Linked DNA regions of Homo sapiens: region 1 is linked to region 2. The links are chromatin loops, found by intact Hi-C in ENCODE. Cell type or tissue: GM12878. All regions are shown on one strand. Links, peaks and the distances in the headings refer to the core of each region. The heading gives the core; the rest is flanking DNA.

What was found. A loop is a pair of places that touch in the nucleus more often than their neighbours do. Peaks named below come from ENCODE experiments on the same cell type or tissue, not always from the same donor. Only the 100,000 strongest peaks of a DNase experiment are listed, where the experiment ranks them.
Region 1: it touches region 2 in a loop (4-fold over the local background); 5 of 110 quality-filtered maps call a loop at or near these places.

Annotation. Positions count from the first base shown.
Region 1 is chr1:115,705,434-115,709,769 of GRCh38, forward strand. The region is part of intron 8 of CASQ2 (calsequestrin 2); the gene reads right to left. Among named protein-coding and RNA genes, the nearest start is that of CASQ2, 61 kb to the right of the region's middle. In GM12878, for the core only: a CTCF peak has its summit at 1,576 (motif pointing left); a DNase peak (open chromatin) is centred at 1,568.
Region 2 is chr1:115,136,724-115,141,830 of GRCh38, forward strand. No RefSeq gene overlaps it. Among named protein-coding and RNA genes, the nearest start is that of LINC01765, 40 kb to the left of the region's middle. In GM12878, for the core only: a CTCF peak has its summit at 2,357 (motif pointing right); a DNase peak (open chromatin) is centred at 2,358.

The DNA of each region.
Region 1 (4,336 bases), core at 623-3,122, 570 kb after region 2:
TCAGATGAGAGCTCCAGGCACAGAGCAGATTATACAAAGGAAACAATAAAAAATTTGAACAAAGGATTAAAAGTTCACAGAGAACTGGCTGGTTTTTCACTGGAAGCCAAACTTCATTTGTGAAAACTGCCCAGCCTTGGGTCAGAAAGTCAGTCACGGAACAGAGAAATTCCTGCCTGTCCTTACTGATCCTGTGCGATCTCTTGAAACAGATGCTTTGCTGTCCCCTAGAGTCCCCAATAACATTTGCTCTAAGGACCAAGAATGTCTAAGCCTGGACCCTTAGTTTTCTACAACCAGGAATTGCTAAAACCTTCAAACCAAACGAGCTTCTGATTTACAGTTGGTTTCACAGCTCTGAGATAGTAAATGGGGCTTCCCTCCCTCCCTCCCTCCCTATTTCCTTGTATACTGGGCCCTCCCTCTGTTCAGTCAGCAGCAGTCATTGCCCCAGGGGTGGGATGATTCCTAAGAAAAGCAGAGAGGAGCTTTATAAGCTTCAAGAACACAAACTTGTTAGCTTTAAAAGCCTAAACCTTGAAGGACTAGGAGCATACAATTTTTGCCATAAACAAAAATTTTAGGAGAACGTTTAGTAAGAGATAGCATACTCTCAACCCTCAGCACCACTCCCCAGCCCCCAGCTAGAAACAGAAAAAATAGTTTAGATTCTGGAAGGTCCCTGAGAATAATAAACTGTGCCTGTGTGTGTGTGCGTGCGTGTGTGTATGTGTGTGCGTGCGTGTGTGTATGTGTGTGTGCGTGTGTGTGTGCACGCGTGCATGTGCAGAAACACAAGCCATGTGTGCATGTGTGTCCACGTACAGAATCTCCATTGTTTCAGGGAATCCCAGAGTATAGAAGACCCATGATTTGTTTCAGAATTAAACTCAGGCAAATGAAAAGATCCCAGAATCCCTTAGAGAACCCCCTAGTATAGGAGCACTAGGGCAGAAAAGCCTGTCAGAAGGCCCCATGGAGTTGTCTTGTCATTCTGAGGAACTTGAACAGGTAACGATGACCCATACCAGATGTGCACCCCACTCAGATATGCCTGGGAACCAGAGAGACCCTGGATCCCTTGGGATAGTGGGGTTGGGGTGGAGGACCTTAATTATCAGCCCCAGCTTCCACCACTCAGTGGTATACACTCAAAATTGAAATTTAGGTTCAGTTCTAAATAATAAAGTTACATTTCTTGCATAGCTGAATTTGTGGCTTGAAATTTATACGTTGAATACAAGTAACTCACCAGCTACTTGGGAATTCAATTAACTGTGCTTTCTTTGCACAGTTTTTCTTCTTTTGTCTGGAGTCTCAGCAAACTTGAGCTCCTCCCTATGGCCTCTGTTTAGCAAACCTCTCCTCTCTCCAGGAATGCTAGCTTTTGTTTGGCTCTTTTGGACTCTTGGTAAAAGTTTTTTTCTACACTTCTTTATCTCTAATGCATTCCAGGCAAAACGCATACTATTCTTAGCAACTCTACTTTGAGTTTTTGAGTTGGTGTAGTCACTGTTGCTAGCTCACACTGAAGATTCAGGCTGAGCCCCCTTAGGCCTTATTACCTGGGAAGCACAGCGACCTCTAGTGGAGAAATAGTTCCTTTTTTTTTTTTTGTCTGTTGCCCAGGCTGGAGTGCGTGGTGGGATCATAGCTCACAGCAGCCTCGACCTCCCAGGCTCCAGTGATCCTCCTGTGTCAGCCTCACAAGTAGCTAAAACTACAGGTGTGTGCCACTATGCCCAGCTAGTCTTTTAAATTTTATTGTTTTATTTTGTGCAGACAGGGGTCTCACATTGTTGCCCAGGTTGGTTTTGAACTCCTGGGCTCAAGTGATCCTGCCTCAGCTTTCCAAAGTGCAGGATTACAGATGTGAGTCACTGTGTCAGGCCTAGAAGGGGTCTTTATGGCCGGTGGCCACTTCTTGCAGAAATACAGAGTGGACCTCGGTGATCTTTTAATCCGTGCTCATAACCATATTGCAAATGAGATTATGACAAACACCGGAGACTGACAGGGCCCTAAGCATTAGACTTCATTTATCTGTCATTGCAGGGCTGGGGGTGAGGTGGGGTAGGGGCATTACTCCTGCTGCCTGTAGGTGGAACTGAGAAGGTCCTGCCCCTCCAGTGTATCACTGACTGACGTGTGGACACTATGGGTCGTCCTTTGGCCATGTGTCTGTCACAGGAGAGGGAAATATGGTGCCACCTTGGTTATCTGTAGAGATAGAAATCATAGTACAAAGACCACAAGGAGGAATTCCTCCAAAACAACTTCAGTTACTGTTTTTAGCTGCAGAAAATAAAGAAATGATAATCAATGAGGTGACACTGCCAGTACTTTGGAAGATGAGAGAGAGTCAAATGTAAAAGGGACATGACAAAACTGAAATTCACAGAGAGGATGAAATGCAAAAACACAGACTCAAATGAAAGTAGAAAGTAAACTTGTGGTGCAAGAGACTGATTCACATAAAGGAAAGGAGAGTCTAGGCAGGCACAAGTGTTGTGGAGGGACAGGATCTGTGACCCAGAACTATAAGCTGAATACACAACGGAGCACTGTTGTTTTCTTATGGGAAAAACTCTCTTAACATTGAGATTCATCAAAAGGAATGTGGTATACAAGAACTTACCTACTACGTTCCTATTTGACATTCTAGAGCAGGTTAAGAGATGAAAAGAAAAACTGAACTGTGCAAGAAAAATCAAATGGGTTGTAGTTTTTTTGTAAACGAGTGAAGTCAAAAGTGTGGCTTAATGCCCATTTTCAAGAAAATAAAAGGTTTTTGTAAAGAGAATATTCTTTGTGTCTATGGAGAAGCAAAGAAATCCCAAAAACCATTCCCAGAATAAATTAATAAATAAGGTTGACATTAAAGCTGAAAAAGTTTCCTCTAGATCCAAGGGCAGGTTTCTGATGTTCAGGGTGATGAATTCTGTAATGGACAATGTCTCTGACCCCAAATACTTTCAATGACAGAACAGAGCCCATTCTTCAGGGAGTCAGCCCAGAATGGCCCTTAAACACACAGACTCTGGGGCCAAATGACCTTGGCCAAGGTCGTGGATGTACCCTTAGAGTGTGACTTAGAGCAAGTTATTTAATGTTTCTCTCCTCATCTTTAAAACAGAGATGATGAAAATGATAGCATCTACTTCGTCGGGTAGTTGTGAGTTAAATGAATCAGTATCTCTGAAGCACTTGGACAGTGCCTGGCATATAGTAAGGTTTAGCCATTATTTTACTTAAATTACCTGACATTCTATATTCAAAGGCAAGGAAGCTGGCTGGAACTCCCTAAGCCTGGCCATTCCTCTGCTCATTTACCACATCGGTATTACGTTCAGTGATCTGGGCACTGGGAGTGGGGTAGAGGCAGTCTTGGATCCACGTGGTACATGCTGACAGAAAACTATATCACAAAAGTGTACAGCGTGGGGCAGCTCCTTCCAGCTCCTGTTGCCGATTCTGTGACCAAAGGCTTCAGGGATGGCTGTGCCAGCTGGTGAGACCACGAGAACCGTGCCTTGATAACTGGGTCAGGGAAAGGTTTAATTCCTTTGCTTTTAAGGCATTAGCTTGTGTGGATATTCCTGATCAAAGGCTTAAAAGCCTCCAAGGCTCTCCCCTCTTCAGACACCAGCCTTGAGTGCAGACCTGTTAAAATGGATTGTCAATCTGTGAAAGTGAGTTAAGGCAGCTAACCTGGTCTCACATGTATTCAGTTGCTAAAATTGTAAGTTACAAGTTCAATTTTTTTCCAAAGAGAGCCTCTGTTTCTTTGTAAAACTGGCAAGTCCCCTGGAAAAGAGAAACGTTCTCTGTGGATCCTCCCTTTTTGACCAGGAAGGCAGGTGTAGGAAGCCGCATTTCACTTTAGTAATTCAATGTTAAGCAAGGACTAGTCCACTGTTAAAATTACATGGATGAATGACTGAGTTTAAAATGAGTAAATGTTTCCTTTATCAGTGGTAGACATGGCTTGGAGCCCTTTCAAGACTATGGTCATGTATGTTTCAGAAGTAATATAGCCTATACTTCAAAAAACTGTATAGAGAAAAGGGGGAAGTACTATTCAGAGATGTGTAGGCTAATAGTTATCTAGACAAAGCAAGTAGAGGACTATTCTCTGCAGTTATCAGAAAAGCATCAGTTCTCAAAATCAGAAGAGACCCCCGCAACCCAGACATTCCAAACTCCAGGTAGATGAATAGCCCTCACTCAGAACATTTGTCTCTGTTGAATATTTCCAGGACTGAGACCGTTTGACCTTGCTAAAAGGCTGACTACAGAGTTGATCATTCTAACAGCCAAGAATCTTATCCTTGCA
Region 2 (5,107 bases), core at 993-3,492:
GTGTAAAACTGTTAAAACCCCCAGGTTCCTATTTGTTCTAGGCCCCAGAAGTGAATAATTGATCATTAGGCATTGTAACATTGGTCTGGGGCTTCTGAATGTGCACATCCACTCAAAGTGAGACAGAGGATGGGCCTTCCCCCTGTCCAAGCCAAACAGCTCAGTGTCACATCCTGGCTTCACCTATTTCCATGGATCCTGCAACCCAGACATGATCTCATCAGGGCCACTCCCTAGAAGGAAGTGGGGAAGCACAGGACTATTCTGTCTCATTTTCCAAATAGAGAAACTGAGGCACTGAGCAATGAGAGAAGCTTAGTAAGGATGAGATAATGAGCTAGCTGCAGGGCTGAGAACAAACTGGGCTTTGGCTCAGAGTGGCTACCATTCAGTACAATGTGTGTGTGTGTGTGTGTGTGTGTGTGTGTCTGTGTGTGTGCCTGCGAGCACACCTGTACATTCCCTCTCATCCTAAATCTTCCAAAGGGACATCCTGAAGATGACACAGTTTAAAAAGGGACCCCATTTTGCAAGACAGAATGTGTGACAATGAGCTAGTTATAGAACCTCTGTAAGTCCAGTGTCCTCACCTGTAAATAGGGAATAATGGTATCCATCTTTACAGTATTGTTGTAATGAGTCATTAAGGTTAGTAAGGAATCTAAATATCAGGATCCAATTTCTGATCCCCAGCAAACATATGAGCCACCGGATCACAGTGCCCACTTGGTGGAGTTTATGTACTGACCTGACACCATTCTTGGTTACCTGGTTCAGTGGTGGAAGCCATGACCTGGTCAGCCTAGAGACCAGCTAATCTAATGTGCATCTGTATTCTATTAAATTTACTTTCCTAAGTATGTTATTTCAGTGGGGGAGGAAGCTTTGAGTGCCTACTATGTGCTGGGCAATTTTCTAGGTGCTCTATGTAAATGATCCTATTGAATCCTTCTCATAGTCTTGTGACAGGTATTACCAAAGCAAGGATTTGCATCCCCTAAGAAATAGTTACCTGAGTGTCCTGAACACAGAGCGGTAGAGTGAAACAAAACTGACATTTTAAGAATCCAAATTGAAGAGATCACAAAGCTGAATGCCGGCAAGACCAAACTCCCTCTCTCATGCCCACTGACTCTTCAACTCATTACAAGACATTGTCTTGGTAGCCATTTCATGAAGTTGGTCACACCCTTCTTCTTGCAGCTCCCTCTTTTCTGGCTTCAGCTCTTTTCTTGTTCTCTTTCCACCTCAATCTCCGTAGTCTCCACGGGGCTGCTGTTTCTCTGACTGCCTCTTAAGCATTAGCTTTCCCTTAGGGTTTGTCCTCAGCTCTTTTCTCTCTTCATGTTGAGTGCTTACCTTGAGAGAGCTTTTCCCTTCCAATGCCATAGGTCACTGCCAACTCCCAGATCAGTTCCCAGTGCTTCAGACTAAACAGTCAATTACCAGTTACCTCCCAGAATTTCCTCTTGGTGTCCCTGGCAGGCACATCCAATTCTGCATGTTCAGAATTGAACTCACCATCTCTCTTCTTAACCTGCTCCTTCTCCTTTACTCCTGGCTTGACGAATGACATCACCATCAAGCTAGCCTCCCAAGCTGGAGCTGAGAGTTAGTCGAGTCCCCTCTCCACTAACAGTGGAGACCCCTCTATTTCCTTTATCCTCCACACCCAATCTGCACCAAGTCCTGCTGACCTTCTTTCCTTCGCATCTGTTCCCCTTTGCGGTTCCCTCATCTTGATCCTAATTTTGGCCCTCGTTTTTAAACTTGGCATCTGTTTTGCTTCCCTGCAGTTCAGCTGCTGCTCCCTTTACCAGAGTGATCCTTTTATAAATCTGCAAAATTGATTGATGCCTCTGTGGCTTCCTGTCATCTTTATAATGAAGGCCAAGCTCTCCATGATCTCCCCCTATCCGCCCCTCTCCAGCTTCCTTTCTGGCCATGACCCCCACCTTCTCTTTCTCCAGGTGGGGACAGAACATCTCCAATTTGTGCTAATGCCCATCCCCCACTTGTCTGTCCAGCAAACATCTCCTCAGCATGAGGGTCTGCTCTCTTGGGAAGACCTTCCTGGCCCATCCACCCCTTCTGCCTTTGCAAGCCTGCATCCTTGGCACCCACGCCTCCCCGACTCGTCCTACCCCCTCAGTCTGGCCATAAACTTCTTGGGAGTGGTGATCATGCCTACTCACATGTTCCCCTGGTGTTTATCATAGTGTTAGCACATAGTGGGAATTCAACCAATGCTTGTTGACCAAATGACTGAAGCAGGGTAACGGAAAATTCAAGTCCATGCTGATCTATTAATACCTGGACCTGAGGGGTGGTGAGCGCTCGTTCCCCCCGCTAGAGGGCACTCTGGTCGTGTGCTTCACTGGAGGCCGCGAGCAGTGTGGCTCCACTTGGGAGCCTTGTGAAACCAGTTACGCTCCCGTTGCTGGCAGCTTGAGCCAAGCAGCACAGACGCACTTACGGCTCAGGCCAGTCTCCTTACCAGGCGCCATCATTCTCTTCACATGGACCCTTTGTTTCTCTCATTGCCTTCCCCTCACCTCACCTCACCTCATGCTCCCCCTGGAGGTACACAACCTTCACCTATGGCACATTCAGAACTTTCCCTACTTCCTTTAGCGGTAGCCAATAATATCTGAAATAACTTCAGCTAAGACCCTAATTAATGCCCATTCCTGAGGGTGTCTTCCTCCTGTTGGGTTAGTTGCGACTTACCAATTGCTTTTAATGCCTTTGAGTGACATGGGACAGTGATGTGTCCTGGTGGTGGGGATATTTTTGATGGGAAGGATGGGGTTTCCCTAGAGCCCCTCAAGCCACCCCACACAGTGGCCTTCCTAGGAGTGCTCGGCCCCGCCTGTCGTGCCAAGGGCCCGCGTCCATCGGCGTTCCACTCACAACATGCCTACCTATGGGAGTGTGGTGGGCCCTCGGGAAGTTAGTGTCCAGTTTTGAACAGAGTTGTACTTTTTATTTTTATTTTTTAAGAAAATGTGGTAAAAGTAATGCATTATTCAGCTTCATTCATAAAGCTTCTTTTTCATGGAGTTCCACAGTCTTATGTGTTGTGAAACCACACTTGAATTATTGTGGATAATTACTATTATCCACAATAATTGTGCATCTCTTTTTAAATACTGTGGGAATTACTCAAGGGTGATATCAAAAGGAATGGCACATCGGAGTGCTGGGGCTCTGGGAGCTGTGCCATTGGAGGGTCAGTTGAAGAAATGGGGATGGTGTAGACTGGAGAAGAAAAGACGTTAGAGAAGTATGACAGCTTCCTGACATGCAGATGCTTCTATTTCCATCAACATGTTATAAAGAATTAAAAAAATAAGTGTTGTCAATATTCAAGAAGCTCCTGGGATCCCTTTTGTAGAGCAGAATCTGGGGAGTGGGGTAAGACAGGAAACAACAGAAAATTAAAAAGCAAGAGAGGCTGAGAGTATCCACCATCATTAGTTGTGCAGGATGGGGGTGGGGGCCTCGTGGAGAAAGGCTGCAGCCTGCTTGCGGGCTTGGTTGGGAATAGTCAGAAGAGGGAGAGTTTTGGGAGCCTCTACACCGAGTAGGAGATCCAAAGAGAAATATGAGGAAAAAGGATTGTAAGAGGATGATTGTTTTTTAGTAATTTTTGAGAACTCCCAGCATGTTTTGAATTGCATTTTCACCTACTCTAGGTTGTTAGACTCTTATTTGAATGAGATTTTATTGAGACAGGAATACATGGAATGCTGGGATTACCTCGGTTAAATGAGGAAGCATTTTTCTAATAACCAGTCAAGAGCAGGCCAGGCTTCCTCACCAGGATGAGTTGAGACCTACTGAGTTTGGATGAGCACCTGTAAGGAATGTAGGGGTGTTCTGCCCTGGGTGGAAGGCTGTGATGGCTTCTAGGATCCCTTTCAATTCTGAGGTTCTATGACTTCATGAAAACAAGACATTGCTGGACAAGTTTGAGTGGCCCACCTTCCTACCTGCCTATCCCACAGTCTGAAGTGGCATTTATGAAAAGCTGGGAACACAGAAGGAGACAATGGGTCTCCAGCCTACGGTGAACAGTTCTTTTCTGGCAGCTAATTTAGCTCTAGAAGTTTCCAGTTCCCACCAAAACATTGAGAGATCATCCTGTAGTTTGGGGCACACAATCAGAACAGTTAAATAAAAATGCAAGTGGTTAGTTTTACATCTGCTGGGGACATTCCATGGCCAGCTACATAGAAGTCTAGGCATTCTATGTCTCCAGCCCTAGGAGCTGGGGATACAAGTGTCACTGAGACATAGCTCTTATTCTTGAGGCATTCATCATCTGTGGAAGAGAGAGCCATGGAAACCAGTGATTACAATCCAGTGTCCCAGCATAGATAGAAATATGCATAAGGAGGGGGACATGGGAGGGGAGGACAGCTTTGCTGCAGAGGCTGTTCTTGAGCAAGTTTGAAAGAGTAAATGTGGTCTACCAATGAGGCTTACCAAGAGCAAGGCTATGGAAAAGGCATTCCAGGCAGACAAAGCACCATGGGCTTAGGAGCAGATATGTGAGGCCAAATAATGTATTAGGGGAGTTGAGGCCAGGGAGGGGTGGTCTGGCTGGATCCTGAAGGTCTAGTTATGAAGTTGTATGACATGAGACTGCAGAGCTGTGAAGGGCTTTGTCTTCCATGCTAAGGAGTGTCAGCTTTATCCTACAGAGGTTTTGGATTCCTGAAGCATTTTAATCCTACCCCTTTGTGGCGAGCAAATAGAGGATGGATTGGAGGGGTGTGAATGAGTGTGTACACATGTAAACGCACATTTATGGTTGTGCATGGTCCAGATAAGGGCTCAGGGGCATGGGGAAACTTCCCAAGCAGAGAGCTTCACAATCTGTTTCTAAACCAAGCTTCTATCCCCAAATTGTTTCACTTTATTCTTGTGGAATAATAAAAAAAGTCATTTAGCTCAATTATCTCATTTGACAGAGTTGGAAATTGAGGCCCCAAGAGGGACAGTTCCTTGCCCAAGGCTACATAGCTAGGGATTGGCAGATCCCATGGATTGTTGGCTCTTGATCCAGTGCTTTCTTTATGATGTCATTCTGTTTTCTGAA